2 separate regions of the Homo sapiens genome follow, and region 1 is linked to region 2. A link is a loop called in an ENCODE intact Hi-C map of the cell type or tissue named here. Cell type or tissue: dorsolateral prefrontal cortex. All regions are shown on one strand.

Evidence for each region. Hi-C counts contacts between places; a loop is a spot of excess contacts. Peaks named below come from ENCODE experiments on the same cell type or tissue, not always from the same donor. Only the 100,000 strongest peaks of a DNase experiment are listed, where the experiment ranks them.
Region 1: it touches region 2 in a loop (7-fold over the local background); 5 of 110 quality-filtered maps call a loop at or near these places.

What each region holds. Positions count from the first base shown.
Region 1 is chr2:196,478,358-196,486,357 of GRCh38, reverse strand. All of the region lies in intron 1 of HECW2 (HECT, C2 and WW domain containing E3 ubiquitin protein ligase 2), which reads left to right. Among named protein-coding and RNA genes, the nearest start is that of HECW2, 110 kb to the left of the region's middle. In dorsolateral prefrontal cortex, no CTCF peak of the experiment used is centred here; no DNase peak of the experiment used is centred here; H3K27ac peaks cover 2,275 bases.
Region 2 is chr2:196,532,588-196,540,587 of GRCh38, reverse strand. The region is part of intron 1 of HECW2 (HECT, C2 and WW domain containing E3 ubiquitin protein ligase 2); the gene reads left to right. Among named protein-coding and RNA genes, the nearest start is that of HECW2, 57 kb to the left of the region's middle. In dorsolateral prefrontal cortex, a CTCF peak has its summit at 4,642; a DNase peak (open chromatin) is centred at 5,877; H3K4me3 peaks cover 810 bases; H3K27ac peaks cover 5,787 bases.

The sequences.
Region 1 (8,000 bases), 54 kb after region 2:
CCACTGGCTGACATCAAGGTTAGGAAACATGCAAGCAGCTCAGCAGGGAGGCTCTGGAGAGCTGTGAAAATACCATTTAGTTTGCATAGAGAAATGTTGTGACTCCATGTAAACGCTCCAGCTAGAACTTCTAGAACATTTTCTCACGTTTAGAATTGCTCTTTGCCCTTCTATTAAGCTTCCTTCCTTCCTTATTCATAACTTTCCTACCAGACATGTTCCACGTAGCCAGTATCCCAATCTAGACTATCACCAGACCCTTTACAAAACCCACAAAAATTGCCATGTTTCTCACACTATTTTTGTGAGATATAGTGGGGAAATTATAGGTGCCATATTTGGTATTGGTAAGAGTTACGAATAGTGTGGTATGTATGATGCAAGCTAATTCTGAATTGATTCAGGGAATAGCTTCCTGTGTTTTGAAAGTGTCTACCTCCTGAGTTGCTGGGACTACAGATGCGTGGTACCATGCCTGGGTCTCCATTTTATTTTTCTAAATATCTTCCTCCCTCACACTTTTGATCACATTTTTCTTCTTTACCCTCATTTTTATTGTTTTACGAATTACTTTTGTAAGCCTTGGCTTTTATGGTGATACATCATCTTATTTTCCTTATGATCATGTCTCTGGCCAGTTCCTTCCCAGTAGCTTTCCTAAACACGCCTTCCTCGGTCCCCTTGTTATGTGTTGATGTTTACTATGGTCTGGATATCACCCAAAATTTGGTGTTGAAACTTAATCACCATGTGATAATGTTAAGAGGTGGGGCCTATAGGAGGTAAGTCATGAGGGTGCAGAGCCGTCTCTGCTGTCTCATCCCCCTGCCTTCCACCTCCACCTGTGAGGACACAACAAGGCACCATCTTGGAAGCAGAGAGACCTTGCCCTCACTAGACACCAAACCTGCTGGGACCTTGATCTTGGTCGTCCAGCCTCCAGAACTGTGAGAAATGAATTTCAGTTCTTTTAAAATTACCCAGTCTTAGGTATTTTGTTATAGCAGTAAAACGGACCAAGACAATGTTCTACCATGTTTTGTCTTTGACCTGATATTCTTCTTTTTCTGGTTTCAGCTGTGTGCTATGCTCCCAACTCAGCTTCTCTAAGCCACACCTTTCTGGAGACCCCCACTTCAGTATTTCACAGATACCTCACACTCGGTGCTCCAATAGAACTCTTCTTTTTTTGATATTTTCTTTTCTCCAATGGCTCTTTCTCTTGTGATCCCACTCTTAAGAAAGTGGGGAGTTATTCTGGACTTTTCCTCCTCTCAGTAATCACACTCAGCCCTGTTGGCCCTTCCTCCTTGCTGACTGATAACTCTGTCCTCTTCTCCCCTGCTCTCCAACCATACTGGGTTGATTCAGACTTGCCTCACTTTTGACCTAGAATCCTGCAACAGAACCTCTAACAGTTTCATCTTGCTACCTACCCAAAGTACAGCCGGAGGGTTGCTTACCGCATTGAATCTTTAACTTTCATGCTTGAATCCCTCCATCACTTTCATAGTTTTCAAGATGAAGTTGAAAGTCCTGCCTGTACATTCGGAGTCCTCTGTGATTTGGCATGTGGAGTGAATGAAGTATGAACTTGCCACTCCCCGGGGTTGGGGAGGGCGGTGCCTGGCATGGGGTGTATTAGGGGGTGAATGTATGAACCAAAATAGGTTGTACCCAAAAAGACTTAGTTTAGGAGATGAACAAGAGCCATTTTCTGGAGACCCCTTGATTCCTGGGATGGTATTATCTAAGTCTATAGGGCAGTGAAGGATAAGAACAGGGATTTGTGGATTTGGCTGCTGGGAGGGCAGGAGCAGAATAGGGTGACTGTGAGGAGGGACCGCAGAGTGAATAGTGAACTCCCATTAAGTGCAGTCCTGCAGGTTCAGGGTGTGCTGGGCAGCCTTCAGGATCACGCTGTGTAAGCAACCTGAGAGAGATTGTGAGCAAAGTCATTTTAAACATAAATTCTAAAGAAAAACCTTAAGTTTTGAACACTTAATGAGTGTGCAGTATATGGAAGTTGCAAGAGGAGTAACCTAGTTCAGATATTAGAGTAACTGAGCTGAGTGGAATCAATAGCAAGGTTTTAAAAAGTTCCTAAACATCTTAATAGTAATATACATGGAATGAGTGCTCACTGTGAACCAGGCACTATACTAAGCACTTCTTCATGCTGTAGCTTATAAACCTCCAACAACTTAATGAAGCAACAACTATTATTATTTCCCATTTTAGAGAGAGGACATAAAGCCAAACTTACCTGGAAACTTACCCAAATTTTTGTTACCCAGTCTCAGAAGAGATACTTCCAATCAGAAAACGATTTCAAAGCCTGGACCCTCAGCCATTACTCTGTCTTGCCTTTTTAACCATACATACATCACTGTTATAACATCTAAAAATGAACGGTTCCTTAATTTCATTAAATATCTTGGTCTCATTAATGTCATGTTTTTTCCCCCTCAAAAGATTCAAAAACCTTTCACAGAAGGTCCACACTTTGCAAGTGGCTGATGTATTTTTAAAGTCTCTTTTTATTTAATAAGTGTTCCTCCACATTGCAATTTAAGATTCAAAGAAATTGAGTTATTTTTCCTAGTATAATTTCCCACAGTTTGGATTTTGCTGAATGTGTCCCTTATGGTTTGGTTAATATGTTTCCTTGTCCCCTGTATTTCTTGTAAATTGGTAGTTGAAACTGGAGGCATGAGCAAATTAGGGTTTGATATTTTTGGTAAGACTTATACTTTAGAGGTGATGGTGTGTTCTCACTTACTGGATTCTGAAAGTTTGTAGGAAAAGGACTGTAACTCCAAGGTACTATCGGTTTTCTTGAGAAAGATGTTTCTACTAAATGGGAAGGGTCTGGTAAACCTCCTCCCTGTCCCACTCAGCAGGGTTAGATGTTTTCCCTTTGTGTTCCATGGCAATTGATTCTGTCACACTTATCAAACTAAAGTGTCAATTTTTGTGTCTGTCTTCTCTATTTCAGTGAGCAGTCTTCATTCTTCAAGGAGTTGTATAATTCTTGATTTTTGTAACATGGAGCTTAGCATAATGCCTGGCATGTAGACACACAAGATTTATTAAATATCCATCGAGTAAATAAATTATTAGAGATTAATGCATTATGAAGGCATGTTTCAATCCCATATTATTGTTATGCTTGTCAAGTTGTCTATGTTGTCAGTATTTGGAGGCTACCACCAGGGTTGGAAACACGATAAATGAGGGTGCTTTTTTTTTTTTTTTTTTTTACAACTATGAAATCAACACACATTGTGGATGTTGCTTAGCTTTTAAAATACTAGTCTGAAAATAATTTGTTCATTAAAGGGACACCTTAGTTTTCTCGAGGTAAGCCAACGAGTTGTAGCTGTTGGCAAAACTGGACTATATTTGCATGTTAGAGTTGTGTCACACCCAAGGACACTGAGAAGGAAACAAAAAGTCAGAGAAGTGGAGCTGGTGTTGCGATGTGTAACCAGTGAGTCACATAGGGCATCCCACTCAGAAAGGCTCTGCATTTGGGGCTCAGTGCTCTGTGGTTGCTATCTTGAATTCTTAGTGATTTTATTCTTGAATTTGTGATTTTGTAAGTGAAGTCCAATAGGACAGTGGAGCATGCGTCAGCAGCATGGAGCTCTGCCTTCTGTCACCTCCTTGCCTCCCAGGACAGATGCTCAGCAGCCAGCTCCCCTGCCCCCTGGTACCCTTGTCTCTCCTGGCCTCCCTTTGACACCACCATCAAGCAACCACTATTACCCTCTGTCCCTAGTTGGAGTCTGGGAGCAGGAGGGTCAATGTCTGCTATGAATACCCTGTGGTATCTTGTAGGCATGGTGCTGGCTGTCCCCACTCCCAGCTGGCAGTGCCATCATTCTTTCAGCAAGCAACAGTGGCAAGCCTCCCACTCATTCCTGATTCAGGTGCTGAGTGCATCCCAGCACAGAGGTTGTAATCCCTTGGAGTTGCCTGTCCACCATGAGCAGGGCAGCATGCTCCTTTGCAAGGGGAGATGCCTGGCTCAGGCCCGCCACCTCTGGGTTGGCACCGTCAGTCCAATAACTTGCAGAAGGGGGAGCCCTATAGCTGATGGGTTGCACACTTATGCCCTTGATCATGGGACAAGGCCCTTGCATGCCTATGAGGGTCCATATTGGCCCTGTGAGTATCCCTGTGCTCAAGGGAGTTTGATATTAATAGCAATTTAAAAGCACCATGAGAGGTTGAAAGAGAGACACAGAAGAAAGGAAAAAATTTATACTTTGGTGCCTTTAATGGCACTTTCATCCTATTTTTTTCAGCAAGGAAACTCACATTTTTATTTTGGATTAAGCCCTGCAAATTATGTATCCCACCCTGAAGAGAAGGTAGTTAGAAGGCATACAGAAAAAGTGAGAACTTGGACATTGTGCAGGTAGTTCTTTCCATGGGATGGGAGTGGTGGTCAATTTTCTTGGATTTTTATGGGAACAGTCTCTTAAGGTGTCTCATCTGAAATACCTTTGGTAAGAGCATGTAAGTCCCTTTTTATCTGATTTCAGTGTTCACCCAAGCAATCTTAATGACCATGGTTTGTCTTCCATATAGCTTAGCTACAGGAGAGAATGTAGTGATTAGGGGAACTTTAAGTTTTCTGATTCTTGTGATAGTTATTTTTTATTGTAAATTAAACTCACATTTTGAATTTCTGTTTTGGTCTGTAAGCTTGTTTTATGAAAGTCCGTCTTTGAAGATATATTCAGTTTGGAGGAATGCCACAATATGTTTTTGAGCTTGCAAGCCTGAGGGCTTGAACCATGGTCAGTTAATCCCAGAATGAGCAATACTCTGTGAGATCTCTAGGGAGATGGTCTGCCGGTGGTTTCCACTGTGAATGAGTCCACAATATTGCAATGTGGCAGAGCACATATGTGCTTATTTTTCCAAAGCATTTATGCTCTAGGGCACAAATAGCAACTGTGAAGCTTACTTTCGCCTAGAACAATACAAGCATAACTGTATCTCTTTTGGCAGCACCTATAAGCCTATGGCTCCTAAAAAGGATGAAATTAATATGTAATTGAAAGGGTTGGGGAGGCCAAGCTAAAATTGTGACATTCCACCTAATTTTAGAAAGATAAACAAGTTTGTGGTCTTCAAAAGATCTTTTAAAAAACATTGGCTGCCAAACACCTGCTTTACCATATGCCACTAGTACTTAAGCAGTCCTGAAAGCAGGCATGGGTTTTCACAGAAGAGTTTAATTGTGAATCCAAAGCCTTCTTGAAACTTGCTAATGAAAGCTTTTCAGTGTCTACTGACTACAAGTGATAAGGTGATGACTAAAGAGACTGCAAAGGGCTAAAATTAACTCCTCTTTTTCCTCACAATTAAACTATCTATTCTCTAATTCATGTCAAAAATATTTCTTGAGTACCAGTACTTAACAAGTACAATGCATGTATGTCTATCTACATGTGTCTCATGTACAGTAACTCAGTTGAGCTATGCACAGAGGGAAACATGAGTCAGGATCAGACATTCTGCTTAACTAGCCAGTAGACAATAGAAAGGATGGTGTAGCAGGACTCTGTGATTGTGAGGGACCTTAAGCAAGAAGAGAATATTTTTTACTCACGTCACTGAAAATTTCAAGTATAAGACTAGGTTTTGCGTGGCATTGTTGCCAAGACAAGGTCTCTCACCTTTCAGCTCTGTGTCCTGCAGTGGATCCAGCTCTCCATCCTCCCTATTCAGTGCTCTTCCCAGTTCTTGAAGAAAACTCACGGACTGAGTTCTGTCCCAGCACTGTCTTGTTGACTTGTACAATGTCCACATCCAAGAACCCATCACTGTGGCTGGGGGATGGAATATGCTACCTGTCCTAGGCTGGGATCCTCTTCTCTACCCTTGGGGCCTTGAGGGAGGCCTCGCCCAATTTTAATGGACTGAGAGTTGGGGGGAAAGGGATCCCTAAATAGAAGTCAGGTTGTCTCACCACGTGGCAAACAACCTCAGGATGTTTTTTCACTACAGCGGATAAATGAGCACAAAGAGAAGTATGTTAGGATAACCAAGTATAAACTGTGTGTGGAAGGGCAGATAAAAGGAGAAAGAAATCTTATATTAAAGAAGTTGGCAAAGCTACACGAGAGGGACCCCCCAAACTGATGTGATTTGAGTAGGAGTGTGGAAAGATATTTCAGACAGACACCTTTTTTTTTGTTTTTTAATTGGAAGTGATGGGGAAAACATATGGCTGAGATTGGAACCTGGTTGGGGAAGAATATACAGATTGGAGAATAGGTATTTTGGGGGGAGTGGCAGTGGTGTGCCAGGAAAGACAATGGAGTCATGTTATAAAAATTCTCAAATTCTAGGTCAAAGCATTTAATTTACTAGGCAATAGAGAGTCCTTTAAATATTTCTAAGCATGAATAATGCATAAATAGAGTTGAAGACAGTAGAAGTAGTTTCAGGATGCTCTGAAGGAGGGAGACCATTTAAGAGACAAGCTAAGAGTTCTTCAGGCAAGAGGATGGTAACAGGAGTAGAAAATCAGGGCAAGATGGAAAAGAAAATTGGGGCTGGTAGGAAGAGTCAAAGATAACTCAGAGCTCTTGGGTCAGGGTTCTATTATAGAAATAAGGAGATCTGGAGAGGTTGCTGGTGGAGGGAGAGGAGAGAGATCCTGAATTTGTCCTTGGAAATATTGAGTACTGTGTTAACACAGTGTAATGTGCTTGGTTAAGCATTGAGTGGAGACTCAGCCAATGAGACAGAATGCATAGCTGTGGTCCAGTGATCCAGTGATTCACAATTAGAGGCAGCCTGGGAAATGTGGTGGGGCAATCTTGATTGTGACTGGGAATGGCTACTGGAATTTAGTGAACACTGTTCTGCAATACTGGACACATCCCTGCACAAGGAAGAACTGTTCCACCCAAATGCCAGTAGCACTTCTTGTTCTGGAGATTGGAAACTCCTTACTGATGAAAGCCTCAGGACCTTGGCAGTGAAAGAGCATGCAATCTTGCTGCCAAACATAAATTATTGCTCCTTGTTGTTTTTATGTCTATAACAGAATGATGAATATTATGCCAAGTGCCAAAGGTACTTTGGGGGTTTTAGATAAAAAATTTCCTTTTGGGAGAGAAGGAGAAGATGTGTGGCTGAGATAGAGTTAGAAGTGGTGTGAAAGGCCCTGGGTTCACTTTCTTATTTTGCCATCAACTTGTATGTGCTCGCAGTGATCAATTTTCTGCACCACTTCTTCTTTATCCATTACATTGGAAAAGGAGAGGGAAACTTTGCATCCCAGTGGAGTGAGCTGATGCTCTACTGTATTGTTCTGAATTATGTACCCCTCTTGTTGGCCCTCACATTGGCTGTGTTGCTCTTCACAAAGTGGGGTCCTAATGAGTGCCGCTTGGCCTCTTCTTTCTCTTGGGATAAAACCCAGTAATCATCAAGTTTGCCGTAAGATGACCCCTCTTCTATGTACCACAAATAGAGGTTGTCTTGGCTGTAGCCCTGGCTCCTGCTTGTTCTAACTGGTGCTGTGGGTGAGTTTCTATTTGGGGATGCACATCAGCACAGAAATTCCCATGACATAGAGAGGAAGGTAGCTTTCTAGGGCCTTAAACTGCCCTGTCCTCCATTGTAGGGCTGGATTGCTTCTTCTGCTGAGTTGGGGGTCTCCTCTGACTCTTTTGACATACTTTTTTTAATGATAAGTTCTTCATGAAAATGTTTGTGGGGATTAGGTAAAAAGTAACTGTTGAGAGTGAAGTTAAAATGAATAGTGATAATAATAATTATTCCCGTTCAAGATACCGTTTTAATCCACTCAGTTTGTTGGGTATAAGTAACAGAATGTTTAAACTTAAAGAACTAGATAGATAACAGTGACTGCAAAGCTACTGGGCAATGTGAAACCTGCTTTTTATATCACTGGACAGTAAAAGTAGTAATACCATCACAGACCAGCAGCCAGGAGACTCATCTGT
Region 2 (8,000 bases):
CTTGTAGTCTCAGCTACTTGGGAGGCTGAAGCAGGAGGATACTTGAGCCAGAAGTTCAAGATGACAGTGAACTGTGAGCTATGATCTTGCCACTGCACTCCAACCTAGGTGACAGAGTGAGAACCTGTCTCTAAAAATAAAAATAAAAAAAAGAAAGAAAAATAAATTATATTCCTTAAACACAAATACCCCTTTCTTACTTGATTATTAAATTCTGATCAATGTCATTGACATTAACAGATTTCTCTAGGGGAGTAATTTAAAGATTGATAAGTCATTAATAAGTAGAACAACTACTTGCTCTTTCAGTTTTTAAAAGTTTAAAGGAGTAACATTCATGATGATAAAATATTTGTTTATTTAAAAAATTTTAATCTTTTTTCCCCCAAAAATTGTATTGAAGGAAAAGTACAAAACATTTGAAGTACAATGTTTACAGTTACAAGTTGTAGTGAATGAATTCCCAAAAATATAGTACAACTCAAGTTGACTTATCTTGTTACATTAAAAAGCCTACTTTTGTCAAAGTAGTTCAGACAGTACATACATAGTGCTCCAGCTGTACCTACGTCAAAACAAAGTGACTGCTCATTCATCCGCTGTCCTGAATAGCTTGGGAAACATTCCTACCTTTTTACATGGGAAAAACAAAACAAAAGATAGTATCAGTTTTGGAATTCTCTATAATTAAACAAGGCATATTCATGTACCACATATCCTTGCAGTGCTCAGAGGTAGCCTCTTCACTTTATATTTTTTAAAAGTGGTAAAATTCCTTTCCTTTTGTGCTATTGAACCTATCTTATATTCAGATTCTCTCAAGGACTAATAAACAAAATACTTACTTGATTGAGGAAGATTTAAGGCAAGTTCAAGCCCTTCCAAAGGGACCCTCATGTGAGATTACTCGTACACGTAAAAGTATTTGTTTTCTTTTTTTTCTTTTTCTTTTTGAGAAGGAGTCTTGCTCTGTTGTCCAGGCTGGAGTGCAGTGGCTGGATCTTGGCTCACTGCAAGCTCCGCCTCCCAGGTTCACACCATTCTCCTGCCTCAGCCTCCTGAGTAGCTGGTACCACAGGTGCCCGCCACCACAGCCGGCCAATTTTTTTGTATTTTTTTAGTAGAGACAGGGTTTCACCATGTTAGCCAGGATGGTCTACATCTCCTGACCTCATGATCCACCCGCCTCGGCCTCCCAAAGTGCTGGGATTGCAGGCATGAGCCACTGCGTCCGGCCTACGTAAAAGTATTTGTTTATTGACCAACATTTTATGGAAAGTTGTCACACGTTTCCTGACATGTAAGCCTTAACATTTCCTGTGAGGAAGGATGGGAGGGAAGAGTTCCCTCATTTCACAGGTTTGTAAAAATGAGCCTGAGAGGTTAAGTGATTTGCCCGAGATCCTACAGGGACTGAGCACCCCAGACAAGAACTTAGGAGTGCTCAGAGTTTCTCCACCAAACTACCTTTAGTCTCGGCTTAAGACTCCAGGGCACTTCTGGACTTCTGCCACTATTCATGCCTTTTGGGCAATAGTTCCTTACTTTTAGGACTAAAAAAGTTGAATCGAGTCTTCCCTTTCAGACCACCACTTCTCACTGTTGGAAGCACTTGGTGTCTTTTTTCAGGGATATTTAGGAAACCCTTTATTTTTTCCACTTTCAAAGAGTACCTGAGCTCCGAGGAAACTGCTGTGGTGGTGCGTTGATTGGTAGAGAGGAGGCGGCTGGTTCCTAGGTGACTGCTAAGCTTTTATTGCTGGTGAGTTTTGATGAGCAGCCTGCCAGCTGGCCTTTCTTATCACTGGAGCTGTCCTTCATATAAAATGAAGGTACCTGGGAGAAAAACTTATACGAGCAAAAGCAAAATTGTCAGAACATGTTAGCTCATGAGACTGTTATAGTTTTTTTAAACTGAAAGTTTTTAATAAGACAAGTCATTTTTTTCTTACATACTCAAGGCTGGGTATAGAGGGGCACTGGTTAAGTCTGGGACTAACCAAACTCCAGGGTGGCTTCCCTGATACAAGACTAATCTAAGCTGCCATCCTAAATCTCCCAAAAATGTACTGTGGGACAGGAGTGTAAAGAACTTTCCCAAAACCTCTCTGAGGACTGCTAAGTGCGGTGTACCTTTTACGCTGCCAGAATGAATGTAGGGCTGCTATGCCAGCTAGCATATTACCCTTTTTACTGCCCTCACCGCAGTTCAGTGTTTGCCAAAGTGTGATCCAGAACTGCTTGTATCACAGAATCTCTTGGGACAGGGCCTGGCGTTCTTAATTTTAAACAAGCTCTCCAAGTGCTCAGTGACACTCTAAAAATTGACAGCCACTGGTTCCTTTATCACCTTCCTTGTTTGTCTTTATCAGAAAAAGTGGAGGATATGCCTCAGGTCAAATCGTTTTGTGGAAGGAGGTGGAGAGGTTACAGGGGAGCAATCTTTGTAAGGTAGAGAAACGATGCAGGTACTTGACTGTCTCTGTCGGACTCCTTCGTCTTTCTGTTGAGTACGAGTGTTACAGGACAGGGGTCCTGATCCAGACACCAACAGAGGGTTCTTGGATCTCCCACAAGAAAGAATTCAGGGCGAGTCCACAGTGCAGAGTAAAAGCAAATTTATTAAGAAAGTACAGTGGTGAAAGGACAGCTACTCCACAGACAGAGTAGGAGGTTCCCTAGCTACAATGCTGGTATATATGGGGAGATGGGCTCTGTTACAAGGGTTTGTGATAAAGGATTAATTTTCTCAATTGCTATATTTTGCAAGAATCAATATTATTATCTTCAAAGAAAAATTGGGAATGCCTTTGTTCTCCAGATATCGGGATATCTGGACACTCCCAAGTCTGGGTCTGTTTAGTAAACATGATTAATTTGTTCCCTTAACCATAAACATCTAGAGGCTAGGAATGCCTCACTTTCTGAGAATGCAGCCCAGCAAGTCTCAGCCTCATTTTCCTAGCCCTCACTCAAGATGGAGTTGCTCTGGTTCGAACGCCTCTGACACCAGTACCGTTCAGCCACACCTCAGCTTCTCCTGTTGTCCGTCCTGGTTCATGCTGTCCCTGGTTTTCTAGACATGTTTTCATAATTATAATCATCTGTGCCCTGTCTGGTCTGCTTGGCAGGCCAAGAGCTTTGCTGCCTCCTGATCTCCAGCTTCAACTGAATTGGAAACGTTTTGAATGTAGCTCGCCGGTCTCTGGGTTGGATGTTTAAATTCCTCTTGGATCTATTGGCTTCCATCGTGAGGCTTTCCATCTTCCCACCTCCCACCCTGTCCCCATACATGGACAGCACATTCTCAGTTTCCACACAGGTTTCCCCAGTATCGCTTTGTCAGTTTTCTGTTTATGTCTAGGAGCACATTTTCCTGGAAACTCTATTGTAGTGTTTAGATGTTCAGGTTCTTCCACCAAAGCTCACTCACCCCATATGGAACTGAATTGTTCTTTCCTAGGAGCAGGAGGCCTGAGATATGGAGGGAGAAGGAAGAAGAATAGCTTTCTTCCTTCTTCCTAGGATGGAAATGATTTTAGGCAAAATTGAACAGAAAGGAATTGGTTTTCGCCCCTGCTTTCTTTTTACTAATTTCATCTTTCCTGGCCTCGTATGTTTGAGATTAGGTGATTAAGCTGTGAGATGTGAGTGATTTGTGTCCCTAGTGAATTTGGGGACCTCTGGACTTGCTCAGTTACAGTGGCTGCTGTCTTTCATCCAACACAACCACCAATGCAGCCATCAAAGATCAAATGAGTTTCAGTGGCCTTCTAACTTGGTGTATTGATGCTCAGTTTGAGTAGCACAGTGGCCATTTAGCAGATTAATGATGGGAATAACTGACTCTGTGGCTCTCAGCCCCTAGTCCAGAGAGTTGGATTATGTGCTCCTGAAGATTATTTGCTGTGTGACTTTTTGAGATCTATAATCTCCTTTTTTCCTTCAAGCTGGAGATTAGTCCTTGGAGGGGGTCTGGGAACAAAATGGCAGACTCTAGTGGTTATCGGGAACAAAAGTTTTTTAAAATTGCTTCTTCGCTTGTCGGTAGAGGAATTTTTAAGGTTGGTGGGAACAGAGATACATAGGCAGCAGGAGTTTTGTGAGGCTGAGCATGCCAACTTTTAGTATCTGTGGGCTTTAGACACATCCTCTGGAAAGCAAGTGCCCACTGACATTTCTGATCTTTCCAGCTCTCTCATGTAGTCCAGTGGCCTTTACAGTAGTCCCTTATGCAGAATACTCTCACAGCTGCTACAGTTCAGAGTGGCAAACCATGCACCTAGGTGTACCAAGAAAACTAATGAACTCAGAAGTTCTTTAAAGCCAGAGGGTCCCATCCCGTAAGTTTTACAGGAGCATCAAAGTGTTTACAGATCAGGTTACTGGTTGATGAGACCTATTAATTATCGGCTTGTTCAGTGTGTCCTTCATGCCCACCCTTGGCCATTTAGAAAAATTGGTATTTATTTTCCAAAAGTTTTTAGGAAGTCATGTAAGTCCTAAGGGCACACATTACCTTTCCAGGTTGTTCTAAAGTGCTCCCAAATTATTTAGCCTCTATCAACCATTTTTTCCTCTCTGTGGTTCTTTGATAGATGTTAGAGTGGAAAGCAATCTGATTGTATTTTTCATAGTCTAGTGATCCCCCTGGAGGTAGATTTTTTTTTAACACATAATACTTGTTAACTCAGATCTCTAATTGATGACATCTCAGGCAATGTATCATAACAAAATGAGCCATTTCAAACATTCTAGACAAACGTGAAGGGACAGCATAAAATAATTTATGGCAGTTTGTCCCTGGAGTCTCTTCTTCTAAACTGTTTCTGCTTTCTCTGTTTTTGCTAGTTTTGAACTCATAGCACCTCTGCATTTCCAAGGTGACTGTGATGATTTGGGATCGATGAGGAGAGGGTAAGGCAGAGAATATCCAGGACTATTATGTACACATTTAGGGTCGACTGTGCCACAGACATTAGACCCAGAAAGGTATGTGGTAAGCGGATAAGGGATTTTGATGCAGCATTCTCACTTACAGGATCTAAGTGCAGTGTGCTTGAGCCTTATAATTAAATTGCCTTATAATTTGCCTTTAGTAAGTCTCTTATCTTTTAGTATGTTATCCAAGGCATTATACCAAACTCACCACTCTAACCGCTGCATGTAAATTTGATGTGGTATGGTATTACATGTTTAACATTGATGTATTTGGAATCTTGTCCTTTGCTATACATTATGTTTGAAGTGGCGCTTAAGAATAACAAAACTAGCATGGTAAACAGGCTGCAGTTCTCACAGTGGTGGCAAGGATCCACCCACATCTAGTTTAGTACTGATCTTGATTTTGTGTTTCTTCATTTGGAGTCTTTGCCAGCTTTATGAATACAGCACTGATTTTCACAAACTGGGAAATCTATTTTTCTCTCTTATGGGAGTGTTGTGAGAAATGAAACTGATGAAGCTTTAAATGTGAGTTTTAGGGGCTAGCGTTTTTAGCAGTTGAAGGAGAGTGGGTTTTTTGTTTTTTTTTTTTTGTTATATTGACAATTTGTTTTCTTCCTAATCGTTTTGTCGTGCAAATTGGTATAGACTGAAGGGGACATAGATTAGTTGGGGAGTTAGCCACTTTGTTAAGTTAGTATTTGCTGTTTCAAAAATTTCTCCATTAAGATGTGGAGAACTAAGTGGCAATTGAAATAGGATTTGATTTTGGTATCTTGGACTTGCAGTGAGATGTCTACCCTATCCCGCTCATTCTAGTCAGCCACACCCTGCCAGGTGAAGCCACTGGAGTAGGCAAAGCAAGCAGCATCTTGTTTCACAGTAGAGACTGACAATGGAAGTGCTTTCTGAGGCCGGGGCAGGCGATTGTGTTAAGCAGGTTCTTGGGAGCTACTTTTAGCTCTTTGAAAAATTTATATCTCAAAGCCCCAGCTCTCCCTCCTGCGTCACAGCAGCTGGCCTACATTTACCAGAATATGCAGACTCTCTTCTGATATTTATGGGAGATGGAGTGAGGCATCAGAGACTAGAAGAAGATTCAGCTATCATTTCAACCCCGTTCTCATTTCTGAGGCTGAAAAGATTCTTCCATGCTCCTTAGGCTATATATTATTTAAAGAGAAGAAAAGTAACAAATTCCTCCCTAGTATTTCACACTCACTGAATTGAGATCTCAGAGTACGTTGCTACTAATAATTTATACCTGTTTATTAATGCTGACATATGAGCAGTTTAGTGCATGAGGCAGGGAAGGGCTACATAGTTGAAGAACAAAGTAGAGTAAAGATTTTTTTTTTTTTCCTGCACAAAAACGGAGGCCCTGACACACACCGAAGACTCATTTACAGTGAGAGTGAAGCTTTCCTGTGGTCAGGAAATACTTCTGTGAAATAGAACTATAAATACCTGATCTTGTAAAGGATGCTAAAATTATACATACTACTTTCAAATTGTCTGATCTCATTTAGTTTAGACACAAAGTTGGGACTTCTTAGCAGATACATATTATCAGTGAAAGCAAATGAAATCAGGATTCTGGGAATAATGTGCAACAGTAAATCAGGGAGCAGCAACAGAAAAACAAATCAAATCCCCAGCCCAGCTGACAGCTCATGAACAGTATCAAAGTAGCAGATGCACTAGGTAAGGTGGTTCATAGCAATGAGGTTATAAATTATGTACAATAATTATTTTCCAGAAAGCTAGTATTATATTTTAGTCCTAAGAAAAATTTGGTTTCTTGTTCTTGATACAAAGCAAAATGGAAGCAGTTGTAAAGCTTTCATCTTACACACTTAATTAAATTCTCGAGTCTACCATTGACCTTATAACTGTTTTACAGTGAGATAAGTTGAGCCAGAAAAAAGTCAGGCTAGTTTAAGGTGACAGTAACAGAGCTTCTTGTCTAGTTAAACACATTGTTAATGGAAAATAAAGAATGAAATTACACCTATATATATATTCCTTTTCCAGTGTCATGGACAAGGATACATATGACTTTGCTGAGATTAAGGAATAGAAGCTCTTCCATCCTGCAGCCTGCAAACTGAAGGGGAAGGCAGGAGGGTGGAGGAAGAATTGAGAATTAGATAAAAGATACCCCCCCACACACACAAAAAAAGATGAGTAGTCTCTTGGCTGTTGTGATTCAAAATAATTTAAAGGGCAAGTTTCATTTGTGGTGGTTGAGGTTGCTTCCTGTTATGGAAGGGGCTCTATCCCACGTCAATAATAAACATTTTTATGCTAGAAACTTAACACTGGAAATAGATAGAGGTCATTGGTTGCTAATTCGTAATCAACATAGGGATCTTTGCTACAGTTTCTCTACAGAGGTTAAGATTACCTGTTTGAACATTTTCATAACATTATAATTTATAAGTTCACCAAAAGATCAGCTGTCCAATTCCTGGTTACCACAAATAATTAAAACATAGTAGCTAAGCATCTGTTTTGGTCTTAAAACAAACATGACTAAGATGCAATTGTAATCTTATTTAAGGTAAGAATAGTAAGGGGAAATTCAGTTGGTCTCCACACCAGAAAAATTACATGGTATGCACCTAAAAATATTAATATGATAGCTGAAGAAACTGTATGTTATCTGACTTTCTTCAACTTCCTTCCCCAAATATTTTCAGTGTATTTTCTTAATAAGATATCTTGGGGAGCAGCCTAGACAGAAGAGTTCACTGAGCCACGCTAAGTTATGCCAAATTAATGTGTCCCTCCTCCTTCTCCTCTTTTCCCCACCTCTTTGCTCTCCTTCTCCTTACTAGTGTTACTATAAGTAAAATAAAATAATATAAGCAATAAATATAGATGATAGCAAGGTAGTTGATAAGATCTCTCCAGAGGTCATTGTAGCCAGTGTGGAGGAATGTGCCCTGGAAGATGGTAATTTTTTTTTTAATATTAACTTTTATTCCCTATTGCACATACTATTTTTTAAATTATTATACTTTAAGTTCTGGGCTACATGTGCAGAATGTGCA